2 separate regions of the Homo sapiens genome follow, and region 1 is linked to region 2. Evidence: chromatin loops called from intact Hi-C (ENCODE). Cell type or tissue: transverse colon. All regions are shown on one strand. Links, peaks and the distances in the headings refer to the core of each region. The heading gives the core; the rest is flanking DNA. Region 1 overlaps SYT2 (synaptotagmin 2). Region 2 overlaps PPP1R12B (protein phosphatase 1 regulatory subunit 12B).

Region 1 (12,531 bases), core at 2,147-10,146, 150 kb before region 2:
TGACTCAGGAAAACCTTCATCCTTATCTCCCGAAGCAAATCGTTTCCCTCCCACCCCTGCCCGCAGGCCATTCCCTACAGCCAGGGGGTCCCCTCCCCCAGCTAATCCCCCGAACCGAGAGGCTGTAAACTCGGAGCTGGCGGGTGGGGTGGGGAGTGTTGCAGGAGTGCACGGAGCTGGCGGGGACTCCTCGGCAGAATCGGGGGAGTCCCGTAGGGCTCCGGGGGCTCGGAGCCGGCCCCGCCCTCCTCAAACTTCTGTAGGACCGCGCCAGTTTAAACCCCTCTCCCCCAGCCTAGTCCCTCCCGCACACACCTCCCCTTCTCCTGTCGCCCATTTTCCCCTCCGCTGGCAGTCCGGACTGGAGAAGGGAGGCGTGGGCGCGCGGAGGCAGCCTCCCCAGCAGCGGGGATTGCCTGGGGCGGGGGCCCTGCGTCGTGGTTTGCGGGGATCGCCCTCGGAGGGGCCGCACGCGCTGTGTGCAGGCGAATGTGAGGAGCATATCAATAGGCGGGCGGGGGAAGCGGGATCAGGTTGTTACTACTGCAGAGAGAGAGAGAGGAAGAGAATAGAGAGAGGGAGAGACTCGAGAGCGAGCGAGCGCGGGAGCGAGGGCCGCAGCGGCAGGGCCGGCGGGGAAGTGGGAAGAGGGACCTGGACTTCGGGACCCCAGCTGTCCCCGCCCCCGCCCCCGCCCCCGCCCTCTCCACCAGCTCAGGCTGAACGCGCCCGGAACGTCCCAGGGTAAGAGGGAACCCCAGGCGGGGCACCCCACGAGGGCAGCCAGTAGTCCCGAGCGAAGCCGTGCCTCGACCGACAGTGGCCACCTCTAGGGCCTGAGGCGTGGGCGGACGCGGGGTCGCCAAACGGTGACACTCCGACTTTTGGGACTTGGTGCTCACTGCGGGGTAAACTAAGAGTAGGTAGGACTGAGCCCGCGGTGGGAACTGTAATCCGGAAATCCATGGGCGTCGGAATTACCTGGCTAGACCCGGGGGAGGTGTCCTGAATTATTTCGGGAACCCCTAGCCCCCAACCTATCTCTCCCCGCGGAGAGCCCGGGTCCAAAGCGGAGAGAAGGCGAGAGAAGCCGCGGTGCCTTAGCGCTGGGACCAGGGACCTGCGGTGAAGCGAAGGCGACTCGCCGCAGAGAAGCCGTGGGAAGGGCGCGGGGAGGTGCATGAAGTGGGCGTGCGGAGAGAAGTGGGTGCGGGGCGCATGGGACCCTGCAGCGCCTGCCTCGCTGAGGAGGAGCTGGAAGACCATGCTCGCGCGACACTGGGGAGCCCCTGGCGCAGAGGGGGGTGTGCCGGAGGCACGGGCGGTTTGCAGGACTGGCTGCCTTTCTGAGCGCCCCCGCCTTGCCGCAGCCGTCCAGGGTTGAGATGAGCGGCTGCATTTTCCACCCCTTCCTCTCCCGGGAACTTTCCCACACTTTGACACGCGCCACGGCTCTGTGCATTGGAGGAAGCAGGCTCGCGGGGATCCTGGCAAGCTTGCAGAGACCCGGGTGGGCGATGGGAGGGGGCAGCTGGGCAGTGGAAACGAGGGCCCTACTCAGTTTGCTGTGTGACCTTGGACAAGCTACTGCACCTCTCTGAATCTCAGGATGATGGAGCGCATGGTGCCCAAGACAGGAATGGGGACGAGGTGGGGGAGGGCGCGCGGGGGGACAAGCTCATGGGCACGCCTGCCCGAGCCTCTGCACCTGGGAATCGCTGCCTTTGGTCACTGGCCTCTCTTAAGTGAGTTCAGTGCTCACTTCCGGGGCAGGGGGTGTCAAAGTGGAGCTGTGAACGCAGCGCCCCAGGGAGAGTCCGAAAGCTTCCATTCTGACCTGTCCTATGACCTTGGGCAACTCACTGACCCACTCTGGGCCTCAGTATCTTCATCTGGAAAATGGGGTTTGGAATTTAAGGTATCTGAGGTTTCTCCCAGTCCCAACACCCTGCAGGTGTTGCCCACTGAAAGGATGGGGGTGGGGTAGAATGACCTAGCTGGGTAGAATGACCTATCCTCTGGGAAGACTGTAGCTCCCCTACTGCACCCCCCATCCCAAAGTAGCAGGGCTGTGACACCCTCAGCCTGTTCATTGGTCATCTCTCCCCACTTTCAGAATCCAGCTGATGGGGAGAAAGGCCGGCTTTCCAGCATTACACATCCTCTTTGCAGAGGGCAGATTCTTTCCTAGAGAAAGGTTGGCTGTGACAGACAGATGACTATAGGTTAAAGGGTGATGTCAAGGACCTCACAAGGTCATGCGGTCTGCTCTCTACCTCCAGACAGGGCTGCATTCATCTCAGATAAGGAAGATCTGAAGGAATTGTCTCGTTTTAGAAAGATCTCCACTACAATAGCCTAGAGCACCCCACTGTGCAATGTGACAGTCCTTGCCATAGGAAAGTCTAATCTAACTCCTTTTTGGATGAACTCTGGTTCTGTCTTCGGTTGAGATGAGACAATAACTTCTTACTGGGCATTAGGGTGTTGCGGACGAGTCCCAGTTTGAGACAAGAGAGCTGAGTTTAATTTACAGGCTCTGCCTCCAATTTTGTGACCTTGTGTGACCTTGGGCAAGGCCCTTTCTTGCTTTCCTCGCCTGTACATTGAGAAGGTAGAACTAGATAACTTCTCAGGCCCTTGCAACCCCACAGTTCTGTGGCTGCAGTTCTGGGCTGGTGTCTGAGTCCAGGAAGTGGGCTTGGCTGGGTGATGGGAGCAGGTGGTCTCCAGGAATTCCCAATGCATTGCCCTCCCACTTCTGTCACCAGAGTCGAGACAAATTGAGACAAATACTGTATATGAATTTCAAAGCCAGGCACACCCCTGGAGGGGGAGTCCCCAGGAGACCTTGGCTCTACTGGTTATTAGCTGTGTGACCTTGAGCAAATTACTTTATATCTTAGAGCTTCAGTTACTAAGTAGTCAAAACAGAATGAGAATAGTGGTGGTATTTTAGGGTTTTTATGAGGATTAAACAAGAAGCATATGTAAATACTTGGTCCAGTACTGAGCTGTCTAAGTCCTCAATGAGTGGTAGCTATTGTTAATAATAATAATACAAGCTGCGTAGCAAGCAGGTGGCAGGGCAGCTGTGAGTAGTGGCCATGGGGAGCAGGGAAAGATTGTGGACTTGCAGTGTGATCTTCCTCTACCATCTTGAAAGCTTCCCTACAAAATGGGAACATCAGCTCTGTCTCACTGTCTCTCTGTCTCTCTGTCTGTCTGTCTCTCTCTCTCTCTCTCTCTCTCTCTCTCTCTCTCTCTCTCTCTCTCTCTCTCTCTCTGACCATTAGGACCATTCTGCAGTAGAAACTTCATGGGAAACAGAGAGACTGCCTGACTTTCCAATAATCTCACACCAGTTTTCCTTGGTTCTCCCTTCCCCACTCTCTGCCACACCTCTGTGGTTATGAAAAAATGGGCCTTTTACTCCATTCCCCAAACCTTCTAGGAATGGACCAACTGAGAAGCAGAGAGGCGGTAAAGCCAGATGTCCCTGGAGTGAGTGGCTAAAGGCATGTCTACACCCAGGTGGAAGGAGTGGCAAAGGGACTGGCTCAACCTGGAGGGGGACTCCCAGGACCCCATGGCCGGGACTGAAGTTTACCCTAGACTTGCTGTGTGACCTTAGGCAAGTCGCACACCACTGTGGACCTCAGTTTTCTCATACGTGAAGTGAAAGCTTGGTTTAGATGACCCAAAGTCCTTCTGGCTTTGTTGGTCCGTGACCCTGCTGGCTCTGCCTTTGCCAAGGCTGGGTGGGGCGGGGTGGGGTGGGGTGGGAGGTTTGTTGGAGTCGTTCAAGCTTTGGGTGTTCACTGCCCCGTGATTCCAGTCCTATAAGTCAGCTTGGGGAGAGGCGATGACCTCCCCTTCTCAGTAAGAGCGCTGATGGTTAAGAGCAAAGGCTTTGCAGGTAGATATATCTAGGTTCCCATCTTGGCTTGCTCCTTAATATCTGTGTGAATTCAGGCAAATTACCAACCTCTCTGAGCCTCAATTATCTCATCTGTGAAAAGGGAATATTACCAACCTGGAATAGGAAGTCTGTAGTGTGTTATTGACTAATGCACAAGGGATGGGTTTTTGAGGTTCTATGTTATCACAGAGAGGGCTCAAATTACAGGAGGAGCAGGGATACAGTTCACAGTCCTGCAGTTGTCACCATGCACACGATCCCCCAAAATGCCCCAACGTCCTGTGTCCTCCTCTTGCTGCGCACTGGCCTCAGGCTCCAGGAGTTTGCATGCTCTAGTCTTCGTCATGGGGCCTGGAGAAAGGAAGAGCTCAGCCACAAAGGCCAAAGGCCAAGCAAGCAGCATGAGTCTGAGAGAAGTGTGGCTGACAAAAGGCTCCTGATGATGAGGGAACGCAAGCCAGCAGCATGGCATCCCTCCATTCAAGGTTAGTCATGAGGAAAGGCTGTGAGATGCAGCCTTGGAGAAAAGCTGAAGGAGCGGGGAACACCGCCTTCCACAGAGATGTGTTAGATGAGTGGCACGGCAGGACGAGGCACTGAAAGGGGCTGTGGGATCATCTCATCCAGCCCTCTGTTTTGATTATGGGGAAACTGAGGCTTAGGGGGAGCTCCAAGCCCAGCGACGGAGCTTGCCAGCCCTTGTAGACCCTCAATCCAACGCTCTTTCCTTCCTCCCTGTTAAGCACCAAGCAGTTATTTTCCATCTTTTCTAAAATCAGAGCACAAGGTAAAATGCCTTGACTGCAGCAGAAAGGACATGGGTCCTGATAGGAAGGAACTTCCTGATCTAGATACTGAGATCATGGGGTCCAACCTTCCCATTTTGCAGAATAGAACACGGAAGCCCAAGAAAATTAAAGAACTAGCATAAGGTGACCCGGTATCAGACACTTGAATTCCCAGGCCTGAGCTCTCTCAGTTATGCCAGCTATGCCACGCTGCTGCTCTTGAGCCAGACAGGGCAGCAGGATAGCCAAACGTGAAAAAAATAATCCCAGATGGGCTTGGGGAAGGGAGGGAGGACAGAAAGACAACAGACCAAAAGACAGAAATATTACTTCCAAGACCACGCTTTTCTTTCTCAGCTTGTCACAGTTGGCCCCTGCTCAGAGCTGTTGAGGCTGGCAGCTTGCTTTGCCCTCTGAGAGGAGAGAGGAGGGAGACAATAGCCAGCCCCACTGGTCTCACTTCCATTGACAAGGCTGAGTGAAAGAAAGTCAATATTTGCCCAGGGGCAAAGGACGGGGAATAAGTCTGACTTGGGATGGGGCGGGGTAGGGGCGAACAGGGTAGGGTGATGGGGAGTGTTTCTGAAAAGGAAGGTTGCAGCGTGTAGGGCCTCGGGTGTGAGCACTTGACTTCTGAAGGAGCCTTTGGATTTTCCGCATTAAATAACCCTTTGTATCTTGGAGTGCATCCGGCTGCATTTGCAGGCACCATCCTCCTGGAAGCCCTGATCCCTAATAAATTTCCCTTATTGTTTGGAGCTGACACCTCCCCAGCTTCCAGCTCCCTGGAGAAATGGAACTTTTGAAGCTTTTGCAGAAAGGCCTCCGAGCAGATGGCCCATTGAGCGGGTCTCTCAGGCAGAGCCTGCAGAAGCTGCAAGAAAGGCTCAGTTCCTTATCTGGGCCCCCAAGCCTAGGGAAAGATGTGGAAAAAGTCCTTGGCAGGTCAAGAGAGGCTGTGAATATTTTTTTTTCTTCCTTTGTTTTGTTATCTTTCCATTTTTCTTCACCACATGCTGCTCCTTTTTTCTCTGTGTCCTGAGACTGGGGAGGGGCTGGGGGGGAGGAGGGGCAAAGCCCACAGCCTTTCCCCAGCTGGAATGGAATTCTTGAACCCTGTAGCAGCTGCCGTCTGCTTCAGTGGCTTTTGTGATTGCTGTGTTACTCATGGAATCGCATCTTAGCAATTTAACAAAGGGTGCATTTGGAAGCAGAAGGGTTTCTAGTAGAAGGTAATGTGGCTGTACTGCAGCAGGAAGGGCTCATGTGAGGTACAAGGAAGGACTTCCTACCGGGGAATTGCCCGCTGTTGGCAAATCTGCTAGGTGGAAAACCTTGGGAGTTGATCCACCGGACTCCCTTATTCTCTTGGGAATGAGCTAGGTTTGTTACCTGCCCCTGAAGGGGCCACAGTGACATTCCTGGAGGTCAGCGCTGCCACCCAAGACTAAACCTGGTCCCGCAGCCACCAAATTGATCATCAGGGCCGGCAGTCCTTGGAGACCAGAAAGCCAGAGTAGCTTCCAAAGGCCTTAGTTTGGCCCCGGGCACTGAGGGAGGGGCAGAGGGTGAAAGGGGGAAGGAAGGCCCTTGGCCTGGCCTCAGCCCAGCCAGCCCTGCAGCCAGGAGAGATACTGCAGCACCTATGAGCAGCCGGCAGGAGAGTCTCTCAAAGCTGCTGCTCACAGTGGGGCAGACGGAGCCTGCCAGCTCCAAGCCTGCCTTCAACCTGCTCCCCACTGCTCGGCTGGGCTGGGACTTGAGGGCAGCCGGCTGCTCAGAGACAGATTGCAGCCTGTCCCCCATCCCCACCCCCAGCACATGGCGCCTGGGTGAGAGCACAGCCCAGCTTCTGGACTTATGTGGACTTCTTGCATGCGTACTTTGTCCTGAGCCGACTCGTGTGCCCCTAGTCCATGGTTTTTGGTTTTGGTTTTCGGTTTTGGTTTTCAGGTTTTTTGAGACAGGGTCTCACTCTGTCGCCCAGGCTGGAGTGCAGTGGTGTGATCACGGCTCACTGCAGCCTCAACTTCCCGAGGCTCAGGTGATCCTCCCACCTCAGCATCCCACATAGCTGGGACTACAGGTGTGCACCACCATGCCTGGATAATTTTTGTTTTGGGAGGTTTTTCTTTGTTGTTGTTGTTGTTTTGGTAGAGGCAGGGTTTCACCATGTTGCCCAGGCTGGGCTCGAACTCCTGGGGCTCAAGCAATCCTCCTACCTCAGCCTCCAAAAAGTGCTGGGATTACAGGCGTGAACCACCATGCCCAGCCCCTAGTCCATGTTTTAGTGAGACTTGGGATATGAGGAGCCTTGTACTTGCATGTGCTTGGCACTGTGGTGCAGTGGTTAAACCTCAGATGCTAGGGCTAGGTTGCCTGTATTCAAATGCCAGCTCCTCCAGTTTTTTATCTGTGGGACTTTGGCTAAGTTACTTAAACACTTGTTACCTCAGTTTCCTCATCTGTAAAATGGAAATGAAATAGCTTGCCATCAGGTTGGCATGAGGATTTAATGTATGACTATTTACATATAGCTCTAAGAATAGGCAGTGCCTGACACAACGGTGCTGTAAAGATTTTGCTATAAAGTAATATAAAGAGTGTTATTATGGTGTTTCTGAAAACTGACGTTTTGTAGATAAAGAAACATAGCAGCAGAGCTGGGAGTGGGGCGAGGCAGGGATATGATTGGCTTTGATGAGAAGAACCTAGAATCCAGTGAACCCACTATTAAGTTACTGCACATGGCCCCAGGCAAGCGGTTTTTCCCTATCTCTTGGACCTCAGTGGTCCCCATTAAAAAATGTGGAGAGGGATGCCTGTCTTTCTCACTTCTCCCAAGATGTCCTGGGATCAAATGAGGCAGACGATGATTTGAAATAGCCAGTGAGCCTAGCGGATGCACAGGTTGGCCTCTCCCTCTCCCTGCTCTGGAGCACATGCTGGCTTTCTGGCTGAGGTCCTGGCATGTTGGGCTTTCTACCAAGGGCACCAAACCCAGTGGACTGCTCTCCCAGTGAGGCCACTTGGACTCTGGGTGGCTCTGGGCTGAATCTGGCCCTCCTCATTTTCTGTTCCTTATTTCACCTGGAAAAAGGATGGTGGTTTTGTATCTCCTAATGCTCCTTAGCAAGAGAGAAGGAGTGTTTCTGAATGCAGTCTGTAGTTGTACAAGCAGAGAAGGGGGCAGGAGAACCTCTCCTTCAAGCTGGGACACCCTGGCCATGAGCCCCAGACAGACTGAGGTGATGCCTTCCCTGGGTTGTCAAAACTGGGAGCTCCTTCCCCCTACCACTTGCAGCCAGACTATCCACAGTGCAGGGAGGCAGGCAGGGGGCTGATCAGAAGCAGCACATTGAGTCAATATCACATTCAGCATCTTTCCTGCCAGGTAAGACAAGGACCCTGGTTGTTAGTGCCCTTGTCGCTTCCTCCTCTTGCCTCCTTCCTGGCTGGGAGGGAGAGCCAACCTGATCTGCTCATAGTATTGCATTGATGGTTAGGTTAGGGCCTCATGGTTTGGCCCCCAATATCTTCTGCCAAGAACCATGGGGGTGACCAGGCTGTGTATACCCAAGCAAGCAACCAAGTGATGCCCACTGTCCTACAGACTTCCCACCTGGTCATCTGGGGTGAGTTGTACGTAAGGAGAGGGAGGGCCACTTTAGAAATGGCCTTAGAAATGTCTGCTTCTGGAGCTGTCCTCAGAGCTTCTTCCTGAATATCATTTTACCAAGAGCCCCAGAGATGAGGTTTCTTGGCCAAGGTCACCCCCAAAATCAACTGTGAGCTCATGTCTTGAAGTCCACTATGTTTCTTCTGCCCCATTCCCCAGGCTTCCCTAAAGAAGATATCCAGCATTGGCTAGAAATGTAGGTTTCCCTTCTGGTGCCTGTCTCCCGTGACCCTGCTCCTGACATCAAATCCCCCTCAACATCATCCCTTGTAAGTTCTATGGGTTTGGATTAGAGAGCGGGGAGAACTTCCTGAGTGGCCTCATTGGGACAGGGAATGGAGGCTTTCCCCAAGATACATAAGGGCAGACCTGCTTTCCATGAGTGTGGGCTGGATCAGGTCTTAGGAGCTTCAGGAGTTCGACAACACAAAGTCCAAAATCAGGTTCTGCGGCCTCCTAGCCATGGGACTTTGGGCAAGTTGCTGACTCGCTCTGAGCCTTATCATTAAATTGGAATGGATATGATTTACTATCTTATTTATAGAAGTTTATAAATATATATTTACTTTTTGAAAACAGCTTTATTGAGCTATAATTCACATACGATACAATTCACCCATTTAAGCGCACAATTCAATAGTTTTTAATATATTCACAGAACTGCACAACCATACCACGATCTAATTTCAGAACATTTTTTCACCCCTGAAAAGGAACTCCATACATATTAACAGTCACCCTCGATTCTTCCATTCCTCCCAGCCTTAGCCAACTAATCATCTACTTTCTGTCTCTATGAAGTTGCACCTTCTGGATATTTGATTTAGATGGAATTATATAATACATGGTCTTTGGTGACTGGCTTCCTTCACTCACATAATGCTTTCAAGGTTTAGCCACATTGAAGCATGTATCGATACTTTATTTCTTTTTATTGCCAAATAACATTCCATTGTGTAGATATACTGCGTTTTATTTCTCCATTCATCAGTTGATGGATGTTTGGTTGATTCCACTTTTCAGCTACTCTGAATAATGCTGCTATCAACATTTGTGGAAGGGTTTTCGTAAGGATATGTGTTTTCATTTCTCTCGGGTATATGCCTAGGATTGTCAAATGGTATACTTTTTTTTTTTTTGAGATGGAGTTTCACTCTTGTTGCCCAGGCTGGAGTGCAATGGCACAATCTCGGGTTCAAGCAATTCTGCTGCCTCAGCCTCCCAAGTAGCTGGGATTACAGGCATGCGCCACCACGCCCAGCTAATTTTGTATTTTTAGTACAGATGGGGTTTCTCCATGTTGGTCAGGCTGGTCTCGAACTCCTGACATCGGGTGATCCACCCGCCTCGGCCTCCCAAAGTGCTGGAATTACAGGTGTGACCCACCTCTCCCGGCCAGTATACTTATTTTTAAATGGTATATTTATATTACTAGGCTCTGTTCTAAGTATTTCATATGGATAGTCTCCTTTAATTATCACAATACTCTACAAGGTAGGTACTATTATGAATCCCCTTATTATAAAGTGAAGAAATGGAGGCATCATTTGAGGGACATCAAGGGATTTGTCCAAGGAGACTCAGCTAAGAGAGCCAGGATTTGGACCCTGGCCTCTGGCCCTTTGCTCTTCCACCACCTTGCTCCCACATGTGAGATTTAAGTGAGAGAATGTCTGAAAGTGCTCCCAGCCTGACTGTAGTAGGTGCCCAAGAAATGTTTGTTGGATGCTGGGAAAGGACCAGAAACCTTGCATTTCGCTGTCTGACTCACCATGTGGCTTTAGGGAATTTGTGTCCCTTTGAGCCTCAGTTAAATTTCCCCAATACATAAAGCTTCAATATGGCATTTCATAAGAGACAGGGCTGAGATGGGAGGTGCAATATCATGGAAAGGGCCCTGGATTCTAGCTCTGGCTCTCTCACTGGCCTCTCACCATTCAGTTAGAGGCTGTAACAATTGATCCTAAGTTTCCTTCCAGCTCTCCCATCCTATATAAGTTCTATGTTCTTCCTCAGCAACTGGAGCCCCCTAGGGAGCTAAGCTGGGATGGGTGCCCAGGGCCTCAGGTCACTGCTGTGCTCAGCAACACTTCTCCCACCCAGTGTGTTAAAGGCCAGGTAGGGGCTGAGTGGGATGAAGATGGGGAGAGGGGAGGACCCACCCTAGGCCTCCCTTCCATTATGGAGCCCTTGGTGTGGGCTGGAGACCTTCTATTCTCTCAGCCAGAAAAAAGCCACCTCACCTACACATCCCCTCAGTCTTCCCTGGCTCTCCTTCTCTTGAGTCCTGCTCCTCTGGAGTCACTGCAGCCCTCATTCCAATGAACTACCCAGCCGTCTTTGGAGGCTTGGCCTAGCTCCTGGTTTGGGATCACTTATGGGAAAGAGCTGGGCACCCAGTGGGTGCCCAGCATATTTTGGTGACTTAAATAGGGATCAGTATTTGAGCTAGTGGCTTCCCCTAGGTCATGATTCCCCAGTTCACTTTTCCCCATCCTTTGTCAGCAAGAGCATTCACTGCATTCTGCAAATCTAACCTGGCAGCACCAAGCGAGGCGCGTCTGCATCTTCCAACTGCACAGCCACATCCTGTAAACTTTTCCTTGGCCCTCCCTTTAGTCCATATTCCTTACTTCCTGGATGCCACCGGTCAGAGTGCCTCCTGCATCCCAGGTCCTGTGCCAAACACATAACATACAGGATGGTGCATTTACCCCTCTGTGGTGGGAATTTGTAGCGTCTCTAGTTTATAGAAGAGGAAGCACATCCAGAACAGGGAAATAACTTCTCCAAGGCCACCAAGCTGGTAGGTAACAGTGGAAGGATTTGAGCAAAGGCTGTCTGGTCCCAAATCCTGCATCATTTGACTGAAAGGAAAGATGGCATAAAGGGCTTTTAAGGGGGTGCCCAGAGCCAGGGAAATCAGGAGGAGCCTCTCTGGGCAGGTGGGCTCTGGATTCCTCCGGGGCAGGTCTGTGTCTCTGTGTCTTCTCTTTTCCCCTGCTTGGAGAAGAGTCGAGCCTGTTGGGTAATGCCTGGGAACACCCTCCTCTGGGCTTAGTCTTCTCATCGACAGAACAGGGTCTGACATTTCCAGCAGGCCTGTGCGCCAAGCTTACCTAGAGATCCGGCGATGGCTACGCAGCCTTTCTTCCACTGGTTATAGAGTCAGTTTCTCCCAGGTTTGCTGTTCTTGCCTGTAGTGTGATGAGCCGGAGTCTCATCCCCAGCTCCCCATCCCCCAATATCTGCGTGTCTCACTATTTTTAAGCTCCGTGGGCTTAATGAGCTGCCTGCCATGACACGTCTTCAACATTTACCTTTTTCTCTAATGAGCCTCAGAGAGCTAGGTTGGGCTTATTTTTCCCTTGACAGTCCCCCACCCCAGTCAGGAGGCCAGAACTGGGCTATTTCCCTTCTGGGCCCAGACTTGGCTTCCTGAGACCCCCACAGCAATGTGCCCCACAAATTATCTAGTGGTGGCAACACTGCAGATTCCAGGCCCTGGGGAGCTGGCTCCTTCTCTGGTGCCACCTTCTGTCTTGTTTCTCCCCTCTTACCCCACCTCAGCCCCTTCCTGCAGAGTGGCAGTGTCATAAAGGAAGCTCTTGTGGTCCTCACATAATTGGCAGCTACTTCTCCTTGAGGACAAACTGCCTGGCGAACCAGCAGGGCCTGGCGAATGAGGCCAATCAGCAGCAAGGGCTGGGATGGAGATGTCAGAGATTTAGAGGCTCTCAGGGTTGGAAGGGAGACCTCAAATTTCATCTAGGTCAGCGCTGTGTCCCCTTACCTGAGTCCTGTCTATAACACCCCTCCCAATAGTGGGCTAACCTCAGCTTGAATGCTCCCAATGATGGAGCCCTCATTACCTCCTGGGACCATGAACTCATCAATGGGTGGTGCTGACTGTGCAAAAACCCTCCTTCATTTTGAGCCTAAATCTATTCTCCCACATGAAGAGAGGAGACCCCCGCAGTGGGTTCATCCATCTTCTGGCTCCAGCCCTCGGTGCTGTGAAGGAGCCGCAAGTCACTCTTCATGAGGAACCATGCCTGGTGTCTTGGGTGGGGGCAGAGGCACCGCTGATCCACAAAGATGTGGTGTGATTTTTTTCCTCTCAGGGGACTTTGCTTGGGGGA
Region 2 (12,531 bases), core at 2,916-10,915:
TTTTTCTAACATATAATGTAGACTATACCATATTCCCTTAAACTGCTTCAATGACTCCCTCAGGGATTCCTTTTGTAACATCTTTATTAAAATACAATCCTCATATCATAAACCTCACCATTTGAAAGTATACAATTCCTTGGTTTTTAGTTTATTCACAGAGTTATAAAATTATCACCACATCTAATTTCATAATTTTCATCACCCCAAAAAGAAACCACATACTCACCATTCTGCCTTCCCCCCAGCCCTGGCACTAATCTAATTTCTGTCTCTTTGGATTTGCCTATTTGGGACATTTCATATAAATGGAATCATATAATATATGGAGTGTTTTGTGTCTGGCTTCTTTCACTTAGCATAATGTTTTCTTAAGGTTCATCCATGTTGTAACATGTATCAGTACTTCATTTCTTTTTATTGCCAAATAGCATGGATTTATCACATTTGGTTTACCCATTCATTAGTTAATAGACATTTGGCTTATTTTTACTTTTTGGCTATTATGAATAATACTATTACAAACACCTATATACAAGTTTTTATATGAACATATGTTTTCATTTCTCTTGAGTAGAACTGCTGAGTCAAATGGTAACTATGTTTAAAATTTTGAGGAATTGCCAAACTCTTTTCCCTTAGGGATTCTTAAAATGTAGTAGGGATATAGGGATGTATAGGGATTCTTAAGGTCTTTAAGCACAAGTGGAATAATTAATCTTGTGAAGGAAAAGAGATAAACCTGTTCTAAGCCTGGAGGAATATTGGTGAGAATGGGTAGATGTAGCTGTAAATTCATTTGGTTCTATGTAGTATAAGATTCAACACAATGAAAGCTTTTAAGACTGGCTGGAATAGGGCAGTCATTTTCATGTGTGTGTTTTGCTTTGTCTTGTTTTTTTGAGATGGAGTCTCGCTCTGTCGCCCAGGAGGGCAGTGGCGCAATCTTGGCTCACTGGAACTTCTGCCTCCCAGGTTCAAGCAATTCTCCCACCTCATCCTCCCGAGTAACTGAAATTACAGGCATGCACCACCATGCCTGGCTAATTTTCATATTTTTAGTAGAGACAGGTTTCACCACGTTGGCCAGGCTGGTCTTGAACTCCTGACCTCAAGTCAGGAATGCTCCTGGTCTCAACTCCTTGGCCTCCCAAATTGCTGGGATTACAGGTGTGAGCCACCACGCCAAGCCGTGAGCGTGTGTGTGTGTGTGTGTTTAAATCAGCAGTTGAACATGGATATTGCAGTGTGTTTTGATTGTACCTCCAACAGAAGGGTAGATACACAAAATGACATTTTAAAAAAAGCCACACTCACTTGAGTAGACCTTCGTGTCTGCCGAGCTTGTCTGGAGCGTGCTTTCCGTAAAGACTCTGCTTCCTCATCCCGTACAGGAGTCAGATAGGACCTGCAGAGAAAAAAAAGTAATAGCAAAAGCAAGATCTTTGCTGCATATACTTGAGGAATGACAAAGTGTTTCCACATATTGAAGAGATTTCTACATTCTAGGAATGAACTTAAGCAAAGTCAAAATGACAGAAATGCTATCAACCATCAGCAAACATTACAGAATCCAAGTCATTACAGTAGTTCCCCCTTATCTGTGGTTTTGCTTTCTGTGGTTTCAGTACCCATGGTGAACTGTGGTCTGAAAATATTAAATGAAAACTTCCATCAATAAACAATTCATACATTTTCAATTGTGCACTGTTCTGAATAGCGTGGTGAAATTTCATGCTGTTCCATTCTGTCCCTCCTGAGATGCAAATCATGCACTGTTGTGATATCACGGTGTTTATGTTCAAGTAATCCTTATTCTACTTAATAATGGCCCCAAAGTGCAAGAGTAGTGATGCTGGCATTTTGTTATAACTGTTCTATTTTATTATTAGTTATTAGTATTATTGTTAATCTCTTACTGTGCCTAATTATAAATTAAACTTCAGTGTAGATATGTATTTATAGGAAAAAATAGTATTTATATAGGGTTCTGTACTATCTGTAGGTTCAGTCATCCACTGGAAGTCTTGAAAGGTATTGTGTGGTGGGTCACGCCTATAATCCCAGCACTTTGGGAGGCCATGGTGGGAGGATCACCTGAGGTCAGGAGTAGGAGACCAACCTGACCAACATGCTGGAACCCTGTCTCTACTAAAAATACAAAAATTAGCCAGATGTGCTGGTGGGCACCTGTAATCCCAGCTACTCAGGAGGCTGAGACAAGAGAATCACTTTAACTTGGAGGCCGAGGTTGCAGTAAGCTGAGAATGCACCACTGCACTCCAGCCTGGGTGACAAGAGTGAAACTAGGTCTCCAAAAAAAAGAAAAAAAAAAAAGAAATGTATCTTCCATGGATAACGGGACTATTGTGTTTGTAAATGTATTACTGTTCACACAGAATCATGTCATCTGTAAAATGAGAATTTTATTTCTTCTTTCCTATCCTTCCAATTTTTATTTCTTTTCTTGACTTAATGCTTTGGCTAGGAATCTCTAGGACATGCTGAAAAGCAGTGATGATAGTAAGTTTTCATTCTCTGTAATCCTGCCATCAAAGAGAATGCTTTCAGCATTTTTTCATTAAGTGTAATGTTTGTTGTAAGATTTATGCAGATACCACTCATCAAATTAAAGCAATTCCCTTCTGTTCCTATAGAAAATAGGCTAAGAGAGTTTCTCGTTGTTGTTTTTTAATCATTAGTGTATGTTGAACTTTATCACATGCTATTCTTCCCCATATATTGAGATGATTGCTTTTCTCCTTTTTTCTGTCAGGAAGGTGAATTACACTGAATAATTTTTGAATGATAAAGCAACACTGAATTCTTGGGACAAGCTCAACTTGGTCAAGATGTACCATCTTTTTATATAGATTTTTAAACATATTCACTATTATTTAGTTTAGAATTCCTACCACATTCATGAAAGAAATTGGCTTATAATTTTCCCTTCTTGTAATATGCTGGTCAGCTTTGTGAATTAAGGTTATATGAATTGCGAGTGTTCTCTACATGTCTATTTCTGTAAGAATTTGTGTAAGATTTGGGTTATTTCCTCCTTAAATGATTGGAAGAGTTCACCAATCAAGTCATCTGGGTTTACAGTGTTCCTTGTGGGAAGGTTTTGTTTTTTATTTTTGAGTCTTACTTCGTTGCCCATGCTGGAGTACAGTGGCGTGATCACAGCTGACTGTAGCCTTGATTTCCTGGACTCAGGCGATTTTCCCGCCTCAGCCTTTGCAAGTAGCTGGGACTACAGGTGCACGCCACTACGCCCTGCTAACTTTTTTTTATTTTTAGTAGAGATGAGGTCTCGCTATGTTGCCTAGGCTGATCTTGAACTCCTGAGCTCAAGCAATCCTCCCACCTCGACTTCCCAGAGTGCTGGTTTATAGGCGTGAGCCACTGTGCCCAGCCCCTATGGGAAAGTTTTAAATAAAGGGTTCATTTCTTTAATAGAGTTAGGCTTATTCAAATTTTCTGTTTTGGTAATTGTTTTTTAAGAAATTTTCTATTTTGTCTATATTATCACATTTAGTGGCATCAAGTTGTTAACAATACCCTTAGAATATATTTGTTATTTTAATATCTAGAGCAGTGGTTCTCAAATTGTTTTGGTCTCAAGATCCTTTAATATTTTTTAAAATTATTGAGAACCCCAGAGAGCTTTTGTTTATATGGGGTTTAATATTTATCTTACTAGAAATTAAAATTTAAAAATTAAAAAATGTATTTATTAATTTATTTAAAAATAATAGCAGCCAGGAGCAGTAGCTCATGCCTGTAATCCCAACACTTTGGGAGGCCCAGGCGGGTAGCTGGCTTGAGCCCAGGAGTTTGAGACTAGCCTGGGCAACATGGCAAAACCTCGTCTCTTCAAAAAATACAAAAATTAGCCGGGTGCAGTGGCACATGCCTGTAGTCCCACCTACTCGTGAGGCTGAGATGGGAGGACGGCTTGAGCCTGGGTGGCAGAGGTTGTAGTGAGCTGAGAATATACCACTGCACTTCAGCCTGGTTGACAGAGCCAGACCTTGTCTCAAATAATAATAACAATAATAATAATATTAAAATAGCCCTAGATAAGATGGAGTGATGTCAGCAGGATGGCCAAATTGAGTTACCTAAAGCCCATCCTCTCCACAAAAAGGGACCAAAACAATGAATAAACAACGATATTTCAATTAAAATGACCAAAGAAGTACTCGGGAGAGCACTAGGGGAACAGCAAAATCCCTGTGGAAGACAAAAGTCCAGGGCAGCACCATAGAGAGGGGAGCAAGGTATTCTGCTTCTGCCACACTGTCTTCCCTACCAGGATCAGCCTGGAGCCAGAGGGGGCTTCTTAAGGGAAAAACGTAAGCTGGAGATCACCAGTGATCCCCATTGCTACCACAAATGCCAGAAATTCTTGCTATAGGAGAGTCCCTCTGTCCTCACAGGCCCTGAATCCAGTTTGGAGAGTAGAGTTCATACAGTTAACTTTGCCTAGAGTAGGAGCTCACCTTGAGCACCCCCTGCCCCCCACCCTCACATCCTAAGCTGCTGCTACTCAGCACCATCTTGAAACTGAACCTACTACTAGAATGTGCCCTTCCCTGTAGTCCAGTACAGGAATGGACTTTCTCCATTCCTGTAGCCCTGCCATCACTCTATCATGTTCACACAGGCACCTGTAGCACTACAATCCTAGCTGCCTGAAGCCTAGCCAGATGCAACAACTGAGACCTCTGCTCTTGAACCCATGTGGCACACTACCCTCCCAACCCCAGGAACAGCCAAAGCTGCACAGGGGGGAAACTGCCTAACTGCTGGCCAGTCCCCTCACCGGTACATACCTGCACTGCACAGCTAGCTGGCCAGCTGAACCTATGCACACCCACATCCAGCCCAACAACCAGTTCTACCGTGGTTCCATCCCTCAGACCGCTGCAGAACCACCCAGCCCTGCTGTGGCCACACACCACTGTGCCTGACAGCCAGTCTAGCAGCAGCCCTGCCCCAAAGACAGACCACTGCAGGGTTGTGTGGCCCTGCTGTACCCATGCTTGGCCTGATAGTTGGTCAAGCAGCAGCCCTGTACCCCTGGATTTCTCAGGAGAAATCCTGTAGGCCAGGAGAGAATGAGATGATATATTCAGAGTGTTTGGGGGAAAAAAATGAACCTGTCAGCCAAGAATACTATATCCAGCAGAGCTATCAACCACCAATGAAGGAAAAATAAAGACCTTCCCAGACAAGCAAAAGCTGAGAAAAACCCATCACCACTAGACTAGCCTTACAAGAAATACTTAAGAGAATGGTATAACTGGAAATAAAAGATTATAATTATTTTCATGAAAAGATGTAAAAGTATAAAACTCACCAATAGAGGTAAATTCATAAATCAAATTCAGACTAGCCCAGTGATTTAATGGTGCTATGTAAGTCTCTCAGTCCTCTAGTACGAAGGTTTAAAGTCAAAATGGTCAAAACCCGTGACACTTACAATTAGTAGCTAAGGAATACAATCACAGGTAAAAAAGTAAATTACAGAAACAAAAGAGAGAAGTCTAGAGTATTTTAATGCAACCAAAGTTAAGTTGCTATCAGCTTAAAACATTCTATTATAAGACTTTTAATGTTAGCCCCATGGTAGCCACAAAGAAAGAAAGAAATTACTGCAGAGGCACAAACAAGAAAGAGGAAGGAAACAAAGCTCAGCACTACAGAAAACCACCAAACCACAGAAGTAAATAAAAGAGGAAGAAAGGAACGAAGGATCTATAAAACCACCAGAAAAAAAAATTTACAAAATAGCAGGAGTAAGACCTTCTTTATCAATAATAGCCTTAAATATAAATGGATTAAATTATCCAATTAAAAGATATAGAGTGGCTGAACGGATTAAAAACAAGACCCAACTATATACTGCCTAAAACAGACTCACCTAACCATTAAAGACAAACATAGAATAAAAGTAAAGGGAGGGAAAAAGATATTCCATGCAAATGGAAACCAAGTGAGCAGGAGTAACCATGTCAGATAAAACAGACTTTAAGTCAAAAACTGTAAAAGAAGACAAAGAAGGTCATCAGACATTGATAAAGGGTACAATTAAGCAAGAGGATATAAAAACTATAAATACATCCATCCATCCAAGACCAGAGCGCCCAGATATATAAAGCAAATATTATTAGAGGTAAAGGGAGAGATAGACTGCAATACTATAACAGTAGGTGTTAAATGTAGTGAACTCCAAGTTTCTCTTCAAAGAATCAGTATGCCAGTATATTCAGCTCTCTTATTCTCTATTCTCCATTTTAAAGCTTAACTTCCTGGTTCTCTTCACCCTCTTGCCTCTAGCTTCAGTAAACAACCCCCTCCTAGCCTCTATCACCTGCTCTGACCTGAGTCATCCTGAGTCACCTGTTCTGTAACCGTCGTTCCCACCAAACTACTCACTGGGATTTTGGGCACAGACTTCCTCTGTTCCCTCTGTCAGTCTTTCTCTCTTTTTACATATACTTTTTGGGCTTCTCTTAGAAGCTCTTCCATAGGTTTATCTTTCCAGTTCTCTATCTTTTGTAATTTCTTGTTAATATCTTAGCCAAGATTGCGCCTACTGCATTCTGGCCTGGGCGACAGAGCAAGACTCCATGTCAAAAAAAAAAAAAAAAAAAGGTGTTCTTCATAGAAATAAAACAAAATCCTAAAATTCATAGGAAACCAGAAAAAAAAAATGAATAGCCAAAGCAATTCTGAGTGGAAAGCTGGAAGCATCACACTACATAACTTAAAAATATACTACAAATGTATAATAACAAAAACAGAATGGTACTGGCATAAAAACAGACACGTAGACCAATGGAACAGAATAGAAAGCCCAGAAATAAATTGACACACCTAAAGCCAACTGATTTTTGACAAAGGTGCCAAGAACACACATTAGGGGAGAAACTGTTTCTTCAATAAATGCTGCTGGGAAAGTGGGACATCCACATGCAGAAGAATGAGAGTAAATCCCTACCTCTCACCACATACAAGAATCAATTCAAAGTAGATTAGAGACTTAACATGGAAACCCAAAACTATGGAACTACCTAGAAGATAACATAGGAGAAATGCTTCATGACATGGGGCTAAGCTAGGATATTTTAAATAAGACTTCAAAAGCATAGGAAACAAAAGCAAAAATGGACAAATGAGATTGCAACAAACTAAAAAGCTTTTGCATAGCAAAGGAAACTATTAAACAGAGTAAACAGACAACCTAAAGGATGGGAAAGAAAATTTGCAAACTATACATCTGACAAGGAGTTAATATCCAGAATATATAAGGAACTTAGCAGCAAACAAAACAAAAAAACAAAAACCTGATTTTAAAAATGGGCAAAAGACCTTAACAGACATTTACTTCTCAAAAGAAGTCATACAAATGGCTAATGAGTATATGAAAAAATGGTCAACATCACAAACCATCAGGGAAATGAAAATCAAAACCACAATAGGTACCATTTCACACCACTTAGAATGACCATTATCAAAAAGACAAAAGAAAACCAGTTTTGGCAGGGATGTGAAGAAAAGGGGAACACTTACACAAGTTGGTGGGACTGTAAGCTAGTACAGCCATTGTGGAAAACAGTATGGAGGTTCCTTTAAAACGTAAAAATAGAACTACCATATGATTCAGCAATCCCACTACTGTGTACACATCCAAAGGAAAGGAAATTAGTATATTGAAGAGTTATCTGCCTTACCGTGTTTATGGCAGCACTATTTACGTTAACAAAAATATGAAACTGAGTCCTCAAAAATGGAAGAATGGGTAAAGAAAATGTGTATATCCAGAATGGAACAGTATCCATCCATTAAAAAAAAAGAATAAAATCTTGTCATTTGCAACAACACAGATGAACCTGGAGGATATCAGGTTAAGTGAAATAAGCCAGACACAGAAAAAAAAAATACTGCATGATCTCACTAATATGTGCAATCTAAAAAAAGGTGGGGGGAGTTGATATCATAAAATCAGAGAGTAGAACAGTGGTTACCAGAGACTGGGGAGGGAAGAGGTGAGAGAAGGATGGGGAGAGGTTGGTTTATGGTTCAAAGTTATAATTAGACAGGGGGAATAAATTCTGATGTTCTATTGCAGAGTAAGGTGACTATGGTTAAAAGCAAAATATTGTATATTACAAAATAGGTAAAAGAGATGCTTTTGAATGTTCTTACCACAAGGAAATGATAAATGCATGGATGATGAATATACTAACTACTCTGATTAGATCATTATACAACACAGATATGCATCAAAACATCAAACTGTACCTCCATAAATATGTAATGTGTCAAATAAATTTTAAAATAAAAAGAAAATAATAGCCCTAATACATTTTAACATCAATTTTTTTTTATTAAAAAAACTATATCTTCCAAAACAAAAAATTAGAAGAGTGGCATTGTTTTACATTTTCATAAATTTCTTTAATGTTGGCTTAATAGAAGACAGTGGGATCCTCTTATCTGTTTATGCAGTCAATATATTGTTTTGGTTAAAATATATAAAGACTATCTAGTCTTGCACAAATACATAGTTGGAAAAGCGAGGAGTATTGTGATAGCTTTCTCAGATAATCGGGAGATATTTTTCTTTGATGCTACACCAACACAAGTGGTGGTTAGTTACAATGTGTACTCTAAAACAGGGGTCCCCAACCCCCGGGCTGCAGACCAGTACTGATCTGTGGCGTGTTAGGAACCACGCTGTACAGCAGGAGGTGAGCAAGTGAGCATTGATGCCTGAGCTCTGCCCTCTGTCAGATCAGCCACGGCATTAGATTCTCATAGGGACGTGAACCCTATTGTGAGCTGCCCATGCCAGGAATCTAGGTTGTGCATGCCTTATGAGAATCTAACTAATGCCTGATGATCTGCAGAACAGTTTTACCCAAAACCATCACTGCCCCCCACACCCCATGCCCCCACCAGTCTGTGGAAAAATTGTCTTCCATGAAACCAGTCCCTGGTGCCAAAAAGGTTGGGGAACACTGCTCTAAAACATATTAATAGATTTTTCATATTCTGTTACATTGAAATCCTTTGGTCTATCTTGTACTTTCAAAGAATCTTCTTAGTCATGCATGATTTTGTAACATATCTTCATTAGTCATTTGTAAAATATTGGTGCATTTGTAAAATATTGCTGCATTAAGCAGATCTTCCCAATATTGACATACTACATTATATAATAATAGTAAAAATAAATTATTTAATATCACCTTTGATCTTAGAACAGTCTTTAAGTATTGGGAAGCTGTCAATAATATTACTCACGGTAGCATATAAGTTTTCTAAAATTCTAATTTCTGCTTGAAAGTTTAAATTTTTAATTGGCAACAAATACTCAATGGGTTGACTTTATTTTCAAGAAAATGTCTGCCAAATTACTCAGGTGTGAATACCCATTGTTTGACCATCAGTAATGCTTTGAAGTAAAAACGGTGTTCTGTGAAAAATGAAGCTAGCTTCTGTCTTCTCTTGGGACTCCAATCATTTATGTTAGACCTTACTGGCCATGTTCTACTGATTTATCATGCTTTTTCTGCATTTTCCAGCCTTTTATCTCTCTGTGCTTCATTCTGGATATTTTCTACTGTCCAATCTTTCAGTTCACTAATCATTTCTTTAGCTGGTCTACTACTGCAAACTCACCAACTGAGTTTCTTGATTTCAGTGATTTTTTGTTTCTAGAATTTCCACTTGATTGTTTTTAACAGACTGCAGTTCTCTGGTGAAAATCTCTACTTCTTATCTACTTCCTGGAACATATTAATCACAATTATTTTAAAGTCCATGTCTGATAATATCAGTATCTGGACTTGTTCCTATTGTCTATTTTTTCTTTTGGTCTTTTGGTAACTCTTATTTCTTGGTATGTATGCTAATTTTTAAAATAACATCAGGCATATTTAATAAAAAAATGTAGTGAGTGATAACTCATGATTGTTGTTGCTACCCTTCAGAGAGGATATTTTTTCCCCCTGGCAGTTAGGCTAAGGAAGTGGTTCTTAAACTTTCACTTGTATCAGAACCACTTTGAGGGCTTATGCAATACAAATTTCTGAGTACCACACCACCAGAGGTCCTGATTCAGCAGGTCTGGTGTAGGGGTTTGATAATCTGCATTTCTAATTAGTTCAGATGACACTGCTGGTCTGGGGACCACATTTTAAGAACCAGGAGACTAAGGCAAAGTACCTTAATCCACTTTGAGACTGAGCTGATTGGAAGCTAGGCTTCAGTCTTTTCAAGGGCTGGTCTATTTCTGGTAAGCCCTTAGAATGTAGCCCTTCAGTGGTTCTAAATCAAAGTCTGGGGTATCCGCTAGGCTCTCTTTCTGAACTCCAATCATTCCCTGAGTCCCATGAGACTACGAAAATCTTGTTCAGTTTCTCAGGCTCATAGCCACTGCTTTACTAATCAGCAAATACCTCAAGGGGAAAAGTAGAGCCAAATGTTGGGTTTACCCTTTTAAGGTTTCCTTCTCTCCAGGATCTTGATCCCTCAAGTTCTCACTTGCTTTGTAACTCTCAAGTACCTTCAAAAACTTTTTTCTTATATTTATCCAGTTTTTTCTAGTTATTCTCAGTGGAAGATTTTACATAAACAAAATATGCCACAGACTGAAGCAGAAGTCCCCAACCAGGCAATGTTTTTAATACTCATATTTTTTCCCTCAAGGTAAATTAGTAAATTGGAATTCCAATACGTGTGTCAATATGCTATAGTTTGGTAGGTTTGCATATTTCCTTAATATATTCCTCGCCTCTGAGTGAACTAAAAAAATTAAGTCCCAAAACTAAAGCTGTAGTCCAGATACTGGAATTGGTGAGAACTAACTTCCCATGAATTTCTGTCTAGATTACCAGCAAACCTACTCACGTGTTATTTCTACCTGCAAAACATACAGTATCACTATTATACTGAATTCTTGATCTTTATCTCTTCTTTGCATACAGGACAGAAGGCACAGTGAAAGAAAAAGGGCTCCCTTATCCTACTGCCTACTCTAGAGAGTTTTTTTGAATGAGAGAAACAGAGCTCATAAAAACCTGGTAGGTAAGATCAGGAATATTTTACCTGACTTGGAATCTTAAATATCTGAAATCACACATGTGAAATCACACTGCTTTTTTTCCCCAGGGGAAAAAACAGACAAAAATATGAAAACAAAAATCAACTAAAATTCCACCACATGGAGATAATCTCATTTTTATTTTACTGCATATAAGTCCAGATTGTATGTAAATATATACTATACAAACTATATATAGTTTTTTATAAACTATAAAACTATAAAAACTATATACTATGAATATCACACATATTATTCTGTAACCTGTGTCAATATATGAGAGTTTTACTATTTAAGAAAAAATATATAAAAACAAAACCCATAAATTCTAGTACTTGAACTGTAAATGTTTTTGAAGGAACATTTTCATTCATTTTTCTTTATCTCAGATGGGCATTCCAAAGATTACAGAAGTAATGTGCCTAACTTATAGCTGCGTTGAGAACATACTACGTTTTCAGTAGAGACTAAGTCCTTCTGTAACACTTTCTAAAATCTAGACCAGCTGGTCAGCAAACTATGATCTTGGGCCAAATCTGGCCTGCAACATTTTTGTAAATAAAGTTTTATTGGAATCACAGAGCAGAGTTTAGTAACTGCAACAGAGACAACATGGCCTGCAAAGGCCAAAATAATCACTATCTGAACCTTTATAGAAAAATATTGCTGACCCCTATGTAGAGCAAGCCCTCACTCCACACTCCTTGATTTTTCTGAGAAGCATTGCAGCCATCCATGAATCTGAATGCTACAGGATTCTTCATTGCTATGCAAAGAAGACAGATACAGTCTCACAAAACAGAAATAAAAATAATGGAAGCCATGGCTTCTCATCTATCCCCTCGCCTTCTGGCATCCGGAAAAAACCAGGCTAACACTCACAGTTTAGTAGCATGAGAAGGAATTCAGATGCCAAAGTCCTCTTATTACCATCTCTATCTACTATGTTTCCTAGAGGGCAGGAAGAATTTTTCTTTGTATTTGGTATGATATTGAGATTACACCATCAGTGGCATTCAAATAATTGATTACAGAGAATTAAGCATGACTTCAAAGATACACTTTGTACTTTGTCACTAAAGTTTATACTGCCCCTTCACACACTATAAATGGACAAATTCTGCCTCAAGAAGTTGTTTTGGGAGAATTGCTTGAGCCCAGGAAGTCAAGGCTGCAGTGAGCCATGATTGCACCACTGCACTCTAGCCCAGGGTGACAGAGTGAGAGCCTGTTTCAAATAAAAAAGAAAAGAAAAGAAAAATAAAAAGGAAGTTGTGCAAAACATCCAGCAAATCACCAGTGAATATTTTAAAAGTCACAATAAATAATAATAAAAGACCTAAACTGTCTTTTGACAGGTATAGTGTAGTGATAAAGTACCCTGGCATAAAAATCATACTGCCTGGGTTTGT

The links. A loop is a pair of places that touch in the nucleus more often than their neighbours do. Peaks named below come from ENCODE experiments on the same cell type or tissue, not always from the same donor. Only the 100,000 strongest peaks of a DNase experiment are listed, where the experiment ranks them.
Region 1: a loop joins it to region 2, with 3 times the contacts of the local background. A loop is called at or near these places in 4 of 110 quality-filtered maps.

The regions. Positions count from the first base shown.
Region 1 is chr1:202,631,491-202,644,021 of GRCh38, reverse strand. The region is part of intron 1 of SYT2 (synaptotagmin 2); the gene reads left to right. Among named protein-coding and RNA genes, the nearest start is that of SYT2, 73 kb to the left of the region's middle. RefSeq lists enhancers at 310-1,242, 5,842-6,407. In transverse colon, for the core only: no CTCF peak of the experiment used is centred there; a DNase peak (open chromatin) is centred at 5,241; H3K27me3 peaks cover 3,811 bases.
Region 2 is chr1:202,477,410-202,489,940 of GRCh38, reverse strand. PPP1R12B (protein phosphatase 1 regulatory subunit 12B) reads right to left here. Exons shown (of 24, transcript NM_002481.4): 14 at 1,318-1,408. Among named protein-coding and RNA genes, the nearest start is that of PPP1R12B, 130 kb to the right of the region's middle. In transverse colon, for the core only: no CTCF peak of the experiment used is centred there; a DNase peak (open chromatin) is centred at 6,397; H3K27ac peaks cover 643 bases.